Linked DNA regions of Homo sapiens: region 1 is linked to region 2. Evidence: chromatin contacts called from ENCODE Hi-C or POLR2A ChIA-PET data. All regions are on one chromosome and are shown on one strand. Each heading gives the region's core, a stretch centred on a gene start or an enhancer-like site at or near the end of the contact. The rest is flanking DNA. Distances are from core to core; before and after follow the strand shown.

The links. Hi-C counts contacts between places; a loop is a spot of excess contacts on that map. ChIA-PET counts read pairs that join two places held with the same protein, here RNA polymerase II (POLR2A). Pooled maps may share reads with other maps.
Region 1: a loop to region 2 is called in a map of IMR-90, with 27 times the contacts of the local background. The contact joins the promoter of SLC19A3 here to the enhancer-like site in region 2. A Hi-C loop is called at or near these places in 4 of 168 maps with a recorded cell type or tissue (IMR-90, PC-9, aorta and 1 more) and 6 of 50 pooled maps. POLR2A ChIA-PET finds 5 or more read pairs at or near these places in 2 of 52 experiments (OCI-LY7 and PC-9).

The regions. Positions count from the first base shown.
Region 1 is chr2:227,716,453-227,721,083 of GRCh38, reverse strand. It overlaps SLC19A3 (solute carrier family 19 member 3), which reads left to right and starts at 3,056. Exons shown (of 6, transcript NM_025243.4): 1 at 3,056-3,141. RefSeq lists an enhancer at 2,639-3,525.
Region 2 is chr2:227,404,430-227,409,486 of GRCh38, reverse strand. No RefSeq gene overlaps it. Among named protein-coding and RNA genes, the nearest start is that of SCYGR1, 19 kb to the right of the region's middle. Within about 2 kb of position 2,711, at least 19 of the 41 ENCODE cell types and tissues checked have a DNase peak (open chromatin) inside an H3K27ac peak, as active enhancers do; they include IMR-90, PC-9 and ascending aorta, where a contact is called at or near this core.

The DNA.
Region 1 (4,631 bases), core at 1,807-4,306, 310 kb before region 2:
TGGGGTTTCGCCATGTTGGCCAGGCTAGTCTCGAACTCCTGACCTCAGGTGATCTACTCACCTGGGATTACAGGCGTGAGCTACCATGCCTGGCCTTGTATAGGTTTTCATGGACATAATTGCAGCCACATTTTTTAGTAACAGTGCAAGAGGAAGTATAATAGGGAGGTACACAGTGTTGAGCAACTCCCTAATACACTATGGCTCCCTCTCCTACTGTTCTCATTCAGCCTCCCTGTAGGTTCTTTCCCAAGTTGGAGCTCCAAGCCTCAGGCTTAGTCATCTTCTCCATCCTCTTCTCAGTGGGATCCACGGCACTTACCACTTTCTAACACACTATAAAATTCACTAACTCATCATGTTTACTATTTATGTTCCCTCTATATACCCCATCCCAAGCTAGAATGTAAATTACAAGGCAGAGATTTTTAGCTTTGTTCACGAATGTATCCCAAGCACCTAGGACAGTGTCTGGCACATAGTTACTCAATAAATAACTTCTTAATGAACAAATGATTTTTTTTTCTTTTTTGTGTATGGGTTTATTTGAGACAGGGTCTGGCTCTGTCACTCAGGCTGGAGTGCAATGGTGTGATCTCAGCTCATTGCAACCTCCACCTCTTTAGGCTCAAGCCAATCTCCCACTTCAGCCTCCCAAGTAGCTGGGACTACAGACGCATGCTACCACGTCTGGGTAATTTTTGTATTTTTGTAGAGACAGGGTCTCACTGTGTTGCCCAGGCTGGTCTTGAACTCCTGGGCTCAAGCGATGCACCCACCTCGGCTCCCCAAAGTGCTATATTACAGGCATTAGCCACTGTGCCCAGTCAGAATAAATGATTTTAAAACAATTTTGTATTATGGAAAATAAACATATACAAAAATGGAAAATAGTGCAATCAGTTTCTAAGAACTACTGCCCAAGTCAACAATAATCAACACACAGCCAATCTTTTGTCATCTATGACCCCATCCACAGCCTTCTCCCCACACAGTCGTATGGGATCAAACTCAAATGTCATGTCATGTAATCTGCAAATGTGTCATTTATGTTTCTATGCATGAATGAATGAATTCCTCAATATCTCTCTCTGATTTAGACTGTGGCTATGAGATATTAGAGAATCAGAGTAAACTTCTCAAGGTCCAATTTGAACTCATTTTCTTCAAGAGGTGTGAAGGAAATCATGACACCTTCAGCCTTTAAGAAAATTTCACAATATTCTTTGGGAGGACCCAGCAATTTGCAAGGTTGCACAATGAGCAGGGCACTCCTACACCTAAGGTTCAGCTCAGGACTTTTCACAAATCATAGGAAGATGAAAATAGAAAACGCAGAGTCGTAGGACAGAGAACCAAGACACCTCGGGGTGTTTTAATCCATTTCACTTCCACTGGTAGCCCTTAGAAGCCACGCAGTGTTTATCTTTAGGGAGGGTTTTTCAAGTCCACCAAGAGATGAACAGAAATAAAAATATTTTTTCCATTTTAACCAATAAGAACCTTGTAATGCTTTAAAAAAATTCTCTGTTTAATAAGAAGTTTCACTTTAATATATAAACTCTTTGCAGGCTAAGCGTAGTGGCTCATGCCTGTAATCCCAACACTTTGGGCGGGCAAGGCAGGAGGATCCTTTGAGCCCAGGAGTTCAAGACCAGCCTGGGCAAGATAGTGAGACTCTGTCTCTACCAAAAAAAAAAAACAAAAAAATTAATGTGACGTGGTGGCACCCACCTGCAAGCCCAGCTACTTGGGAGGCTGAGGCAGGAGGATCAGTGTGCCTGGGAGATTGAGGTTGCAGTGAGCTGGGGTTGCACCACTGCACTCCAGCCTGGGAGATAAAGTGAGACTTTGTCAAAAAAAAAAAAAAAAGAAAGAAAGAAAGAGAAAAGAAAAGAAAAGAGGCCAGGTGGCCGGGTGCTGTGGCTCACACCTGTAATCCTAGCACTTTGGGAGGCCGAGGCGGGTGGATCACCTGAGGTCAGGAGTTTGAGACCAGCCTGGACAACATGGTGAAACCCCATCTCTACTAAAAATACAAAAATTAGCTGGGTGTGGTGACGGGCGCCTGTAATCCCAGCTACTAGGGAGGCTGAGGCAGAAGAATTGCTGGAACCCGGGAGGTGGAGGTTGCAGTGAGCCAAGATCGTGCCATTGCACTCCAGCCCGGGGCCAACAACAGCGAGGCTCCATCTCAAAAAAAAAAAGAAAGAAAGAAAGAAAGAAAAAAGACCAGGCGCGGTGGCTCACGCCTGTAATCTCAGCACTTTGAGAGGCCGAGGCAGGCGGATCACGAGGCCAGGAGTTCGAGATGAGCCTGGCCAATATGGTGAAACCAAACCCCGTCTCTACTAAAAACACAAAAATTAACTGGGCGTTAATTTTTGGAGGCTGAGGCAGGAGAATCGCTTGAACCCGGGAGGCGGAGGGTTGTAGTGAGCCGAGATCGCGCCACTGCACTCCATCCTGGGCGACAGAGGGAGACTCTGTCTCAAAAAAAAAAAAAAGAAAGAAAGAAAAGAGAAAAGAAAAGAAAAAGAAGAAGAAAAGAAAAAATTGTTTGTATCAGATTTTCAAAGTGCCAGGAAACCATCCCACTCTACCTCCTTTAAAAAAAAAAAGTGCAGAGTGATTATAACCACTGGCTCTGGAGCCAGGAGCCCCAACTAAAACCCAGGCTTCTCTATTTACTAGGCCTACTTCCTTCCGCCTCACTTTCTTCATGTGTAGAGTGGGGGTGACAGCCAGCCAGCCCTCTCTCCTAAGCTTTTGGAGAGAAATAAATGGATTCATAAGAAAGGACATATTTGTAAATAAAGCAAACGATCGCTGTTGGATTCAGGCCCTCTTGCTTCATTATGCTGAATGTCAGTGTATTACTTAAGTTGTTCCTTTCAGCAGAGTTGACTGTTTCTGCCCAGAAAACCGGCCCTGGGCCAGGAAAATCTGGGCTTCCACACTGGGATGAAAGGTCTGGACGCCCGGATTCGCATATGCAAAGCGTGGGGGCGTGGCCCCGGGCTCCGGGCCAGGCAGGCTCCGCCCCCTTCCCACCAAGAGCGCCTGGATCCATCCGACAGCCGCGGGTGCGTGGTCGTGCGGCAAGTGAGCGATTTGGTGAACAGACACTCCCTTCTGTAGGTAAGAATATCTCGGGGGGCGAATTAATTGAAGAAGCACCGTCATCCCTCGGTCTTAGCAGTGTCGCCTCTCTCTTCCCGGGTTTGGAGAGCTGGGGGCGGGTTCCTGGCTCTGCGGGCCTGGGCTACACTCTGAGCCGCGTGAGGAGCTCTCCCCCTACGCCGCAGCCCGCGTGCTGGGATTCACCCAAGTGGGTTTGTCTGGAATTCCCATTTGCAGCCTTCTGGAAGCGCAGATTAAATAAAATCATGATTCCCGTAAAGTGCCAGCACCTCCTATGGTTACATCCCACGTTCACAGATTTTAACTGAAAAGGCATTTTAGCATAGAATTCCAAATTCCAATCCAAGGATGGAGAAAAGGTCCTTCCTAGTGGGAAAAAGGAAGGTGAGTTTGAATTTAAGAGAGCAGGGGCTTTTTTGGGAACCACTTGAAATTTAGTTAATTGAAACTAAAAGAAAACGCAACTACACCTTACAAAAACACTGCTGGAAAGGATACCTAAGTCATCAAATAATAAATAGTGTGACAGCTGTTTACCAAATCAATGTCGCTGCCGCAAATGTGCAAAAGGTTGGGACTTTCGGAGTGCTTCAAGTTTGAAAAAGGTAAAGGAATAATGTTTTCTAAAAGTACTCTCAGGCCAGGCGCAGTGGCTCACGCCTGTAATCCCAGCACTTTGGGAGGCTGAGCGGGGCGGATTGCTTGAGGTCAGGAATTCGAGACCAGCTTGGCCCTGGGATGAAACCCCGTCTCTACTAAAAAGGCAAAAATTAGCCGGGCATGGTGGCGGGTGCCTGTAATCCCAGCTACACTGGAGGCTGAGGCTGAAGAATGGCTTGAACTTGGGAGGCGAAGGTTGCAGTGAGCCAAGATTGCACCACTGCACTCCAGCCTGGGCGACCCAGCAAGATTCTGCCTCAAAAAAAAAAAAAAAAAAAAAAAAAAAGCACTCTCATGTGTTTTGCTCCTATCAATATTGAAACATTGGTGTCTCCTGTGGCAAAAGGTGTTTTTTTCATCGAGGCACATATATTAAATAGACCAAAACATAACTTCCCAAATATCTTATAAGATTATCCTAGTAGTAGCTGAAATGGACAAAAATACCAATTTCCTTCAGTCATTATTGCTAATAGACCAACAACACTCTTTTAAGGTTGTGTAATGGTAAATGCATACACATTTATTTAACATGCACACAGGGAGAATCAGAGTGATTGATTACCCACCCTGCAACATGTCTCAGAAGCTTATAGACTACCCTGGCAAATGAGGTTACGGGAGGGAGCCGAAGAGCATCCAGCAGAAGTGGATGGGCTTCTGCTAGGGAGCATGAATGGGTCAGGGGAGAGAATAAGCTACATTATCTTGTGAATGGGTCTGTTCAGGTGTGGGGTATATTCTTGGTCTTACAGGGAAGGGAAAAGAAACAGTTGTTCCTTTTGGTGGGTCTGGATCTTAGGCAGACAAAGGTTTTTTTGAGCTGG
Region 2 (5,057 bases), core at 1,462-3,961:
TGTGTGTGTATATATATGTGTGTGTGTATATATATATATATATACACATATATATATATACTTTTTTTTTTTTTGAGACAGAGTCTCACTCTGTCACCCAGGCTGGAGTGCAATGGCACGATCTTGGCTCACTGCAACCTCCACCTCCAGGGTTCAAGCAATTCTCCTGCCTCAGCCTCCCAAGTAGCTGGGATTACAGGCATGCGCCACCAAGTCCGGCTCATTGCCTGGCTAATTTTGTATTTTTAATAGGGACAGGGTTTTGTCATGTTGGCCAGGCTTGTCTCAAACTCCTGACCTCAAGTCATCCTCCCGCCTCATCCTCCCAACGTGCTGAGATTATAGGTGTGAGCCACCATGCCCAGCCACATTGAGTATATTTTAATGTATATTTAATATATTCCTTTTCAGAACTTACCTAGATTTAGAAATTTTAAAAAGATGCTCTCAAAAGGCATATGAAGACTATCTCTGCTAATTTATACAGAGACAGTCTCTAGAAAGATGTAAACCACTAGTACCCAGGGTTGCCTCCGTTGAGAGGAACTGGGTGCCTGGGGAATGGAGGCGAAGAGAGTATGGAGTTTTTTCCATTTGTATGAACCTTTTGACTTTTGTACTGTGTGTATGTATTACCTACTCAAAAGTAAGTAATTTTTTTTTTCTTTGAGATGGAGTCTCGCTCTGTTGCCCAGGCTGGAGTGCAATGGCGTGATCTTGGCTCACTGCAACTTCCACCTCCCGGGTTAAAGAGATTCTTCTACCTCAGCCTCCCTAGTAGCTGGGATTATAGGAGTGTGCCACCACCATGACCAGCTAATTTTTGTATTTTTAGTACAGATGGGGTTTCACCATGTTGGCCAGGCTGGTCTTGAACTCCTGACCTCTGGTCATCCACCTGCCTCGGTCTCCCAAAATGCTGGGATTACAGGCTTCAACCACCGTGCCTAGCAAAAATAGGCAATTTTAAAATTATATGTGAAGAAAAATCTGTAAATGTTTTTGTCATAACCCCCCACCCCCAACCCACCACCACCATTTTTTTCCTGTAAAAATTTTTTCAAGGCCTGAGGAAAATGATGAATTAAACTTTTCCTGACAGGAAAGACAACATCTGAAAATTCTGCCTGATAGATAGAGAGAAGCATCCTGGCAAGAGACACGGAGCTGACAGACGAAGAGATGCACGTCTGACAGAATTGGGACTATTCACCCAAAGTGAGACAAAGTGAAATGCCAAGCACATTGAGAATCTCTTCCTTCTTACTGTCAACGGATTCACCTAATCAAAGCACTTTTAGTCACTGCATCCAATTTCCATCCTCATCCAACACATGGTGGGGTCTTTTTCTCGTTTCTTCTGAGTTGACACACACAAAACCCAAGAGTCCCACTTTTGGCGAGGAACGTGTTGCTGTCAGCTTGCATTTGTTACCGCACATTGGTTCCCCGTGTCCCAGTAATGACCCCCTGTAAAGGCCACTGGGCAAGAGAATTGCAAGATCGAGCGAGGCGGCGGGAATTACAGGAAAGGATTAACGGCAGAACAGCCTGTTGCGACAGCGAAAAACAGCCCGAGGACAGGGGCGTGCTCCCATCTGACAGGCGGAAGTGTGCCAGGGTTTATGTATTAGGTCACAGCAAGAAAGCTATTTTTGCTGTGCCCTCTGACCTTCTGTAGAAGGTGAGCCCCAAGATGCCTATGATACACACCAGACTTTTGCAGGCTGCCCTGACTCAAGAGGGAAGAGCAGATGCTGACTAGTGCAGGGTCCTGTAGAGTTTGGGAATCCACCATTCACAACAGGATGAAAGGATTTTCATGGGTGTTGCCATCTGCTGGGTATGTGTGTTGGCAGCGGGGAGTCATTTACTAAGCAGATGCAGCCTTTCTGTTCCTCCTTCCTCAAACTCCAATTTAAAAAATAGCTAGTCCGGGCACAATGGCTCATGCCTGTAATCCCAGCACTTTGGGAGGCCAAAATGGGAGGATCTCTTGAGCTCAGGAATTTGAGACCAGCCCGGGCAACATAACGAAATCCTGTCTCTACAAAAAATACAAAGATTAGTTGCGTGTGGTTGTGAGCACCTGTAGTCCCAGCTACTTGGGGGACTGAGGTGGAAGGATCACTTGAGCCCAAGAGGTTGAGGCTGCAGTGAGCTGTGACTGCACCACCGCTCTCCAGCCTGGGCAACAGAGTGAGACCCTGTCTCAAAAAAAAAAAAATAAAAAAAATCTAATGGCCAAGTAGGCTTTAGAATTCTAAAAAGCTAGCAACGAAAGGAAACATGGTGCTATTGGCAGAGATTTGAAGTAGCAGTGGTCTCCCACAAAAGTGCTATGATGTACAGAGACTTAGAGGAGTCGCAGTGTAACCCTGGTTAAAGAGATTGGGAAGGTTCCATGGAAGAGGGGCTGAGCATTGTTCAATTTGTTGAGTAAACCCAAAAAGCAGTGCACTGAGATCAGGCCAAGCTAGAGATATCTCTGTGGCAAACACTGAACACTTTTATCACCCCCTTACATTTGGTAGAAGATTGTTGGAATCACCACTCTCCACAAACAGTCAGAAAAACTGGAACCAGATGGCATCTCTAAAAAAATGTGGCCCACAGCCATAAATGTGTGACTTGCATTCTCTTTCAGAACAAGAAAAGATGATGTAGATACTGCTGGTTTGGACTGGCTCAGAGAGAAAAGAAACAAATAGATGGGAGTACGTGCCAAGGGTCACTGATGCTTCCAGAGGGCAGTGGCCTCGGCTGTCTTACTCAAGGCTGAATTCTTAGCCCCTACAAGACTCATGCCTGGCATGTAACAAGTGCACAGCCAGTTTTCCTCCAATGAATGAGGGGCTTTCTCAGAATAAAGTTTTTGTAATCAGAGACCAAGACAGCCACTGATTCTCTGCAGCCTTGAAGTCTGTCTTTTCTGAATATCCAGACAGAGGACAAGTCTTGATTATAACGATCATTAGCCTAGAGTACTGCCCAGTTCTGAACTCAAGGATAAGAATCCCCTCCAAGCTCCTGCCAGGCTGTCTCCACACTCTGACATCACATCCTGCCTCTTTGATTAGGTTTCACAGTGAATTTTGCCCCTCCCAAACACACTTTGTTAATCTTTTTTAGGTCTGGGAATTCAGCCAAAAATTCCTGAAGGATGAATTCCTTTTCCTCGGTGAGGTTGACATTTGAGCACACATCGCCCTCTTGTGTCTACGACACATTTGGCAACGTAGTTTCCAGCACCTGCTAATGCACACAGCAAATTGAAGCCTTGTTAACATCCCTTAAGCCTGCAGACCTCGGTACAAGGCGGAGGGAGAACAAACGCACCAATTTTCCCAGAATAGTCAAGAACATCCAGAAGAATCCAGAATTTGTGAAGATGGTACTGGTAACTACCCAACCCAGAGCTTTGAAAGTTAAAAAATGTATAAGGTACCATAAAATTCATATTCAAGAGCTCACAGTCAGAAAATGTTTACCTTCTAAAAGAGCTGGACATTTTCCATAAACCGAAAGTTGGACTATACAGTAGATACATGAAGATGTCCTCCTAGCATTTTCATATTTGACCTATTGACTTTTGAATCACCATTCATATCCTCTTTGATGTTGCCCATCCACACACCCACACCCACATAAGCCATGTGTGTAAATATGCCCATCTGCAGGTTTTCTGTTCTTAATGACAATTTCAGACTGCTCGGCTTGCTCCTACACCTTCTTATGGAGATACAAGAACTTTGGATCTCTGGCCCCCCTCAGTCCTCGCTCCTCCATCCCTGTAAGCAGGTGCAAGGCGTGTTTCTGGCACAGTCCACCAAACTCCTGAATCTGAAGCTCCCACAGTCACTGACCCAAGTGTGGCCTGGATGAGACTGGTGGCCCAAGCCTCTATTATGCTGTTTTTTTTGTTGTTGTTGTTATTTGTTTGTTTGTTTTGAAATGGAGTCTTGCTCTGTCACCCAGGCTGGAGGCCAGTGGCGCAATCTCGGCTCACTGCAGCCTCTGCCTCCAGGGTTCAAGCAATTCTCCTGCCTCAGCCTCCCTAGTAGCTGGGACTACAGGCGTGCGCCACCACACTCGGCTAATTTTTGTATTGTTTGTAGAGACGGGGTTTCACCATGTTGGCCAGGATGGTCTTGATCTCCTGACCTCATGATCCGCCCGCCTTGGCCTCCCAAAGTGCTGGGATTTCAGGCATGAGCCACCATGCCCAGCCTTATACTGGTTTTTACAGCAAAGAGACTAGAATAAAAGATACTTTCACATTGACACTATAAAAATCGTCCTTTGAACACTTAGTTATGTATTGTTCTGGGTTAGGTAGTATAGATAAAGACATACTTTGCCCAGTAGGAAGGGACTCCCTTCATCTACGTACATTTTATGCCTCTATCTCTCATACAGGTGGACCTTACCTTCCGAAAACTGCTATCAGGGCCTCTGCAGGAGGCCCTGGCTGTGATAAATGTGCATCTGTAGAGTGCACAACCTGAACATCCTTACCAAGCAGCCCTGACCAATATCTTCCTGCCTAAAGAGTGCCAATGCTGAGAGTATGCCTTTAAAACCCCATTTTGGCCATTTCTCAAGAAGTAAGTGAGACTTGTACTTCCCTATCTCCCCTTAAGGGGAGTCCCCAGTGCATTAGTGGTAGAGCTCTCCCTAAGGACTTTTGTGTGCGTCTCCACCCTCTGTTCTTCTAGGTGCATCCTGTTTTTAATGGGGCATAATCTCTTACCTCAAAAGAGCAAAGCTCCACTGGCAAACCTCTAGACCACATTAGTGATCAGCAAGTAAGGGGGACATTTGGTGCAGCATCACATTTCTGACATCCCTTCATGCTTTTTATGTCTGACTCTGTCATCTCTGCTAAAAGAAGCCTCTCTTTTTATTTCCTTTTTTTCTTCTAGTTTTTTTTTTTGTTTTTTTTTTTTTTTTGTAGACAGGGCCTAGTGGTCTTCCTAGGCTGGTCTCAAACTTCTGGACTCAAGGGATATTCCCACCTCAGCCTCCCAAACTGTTGGGATTACAGGCGTGAGCCA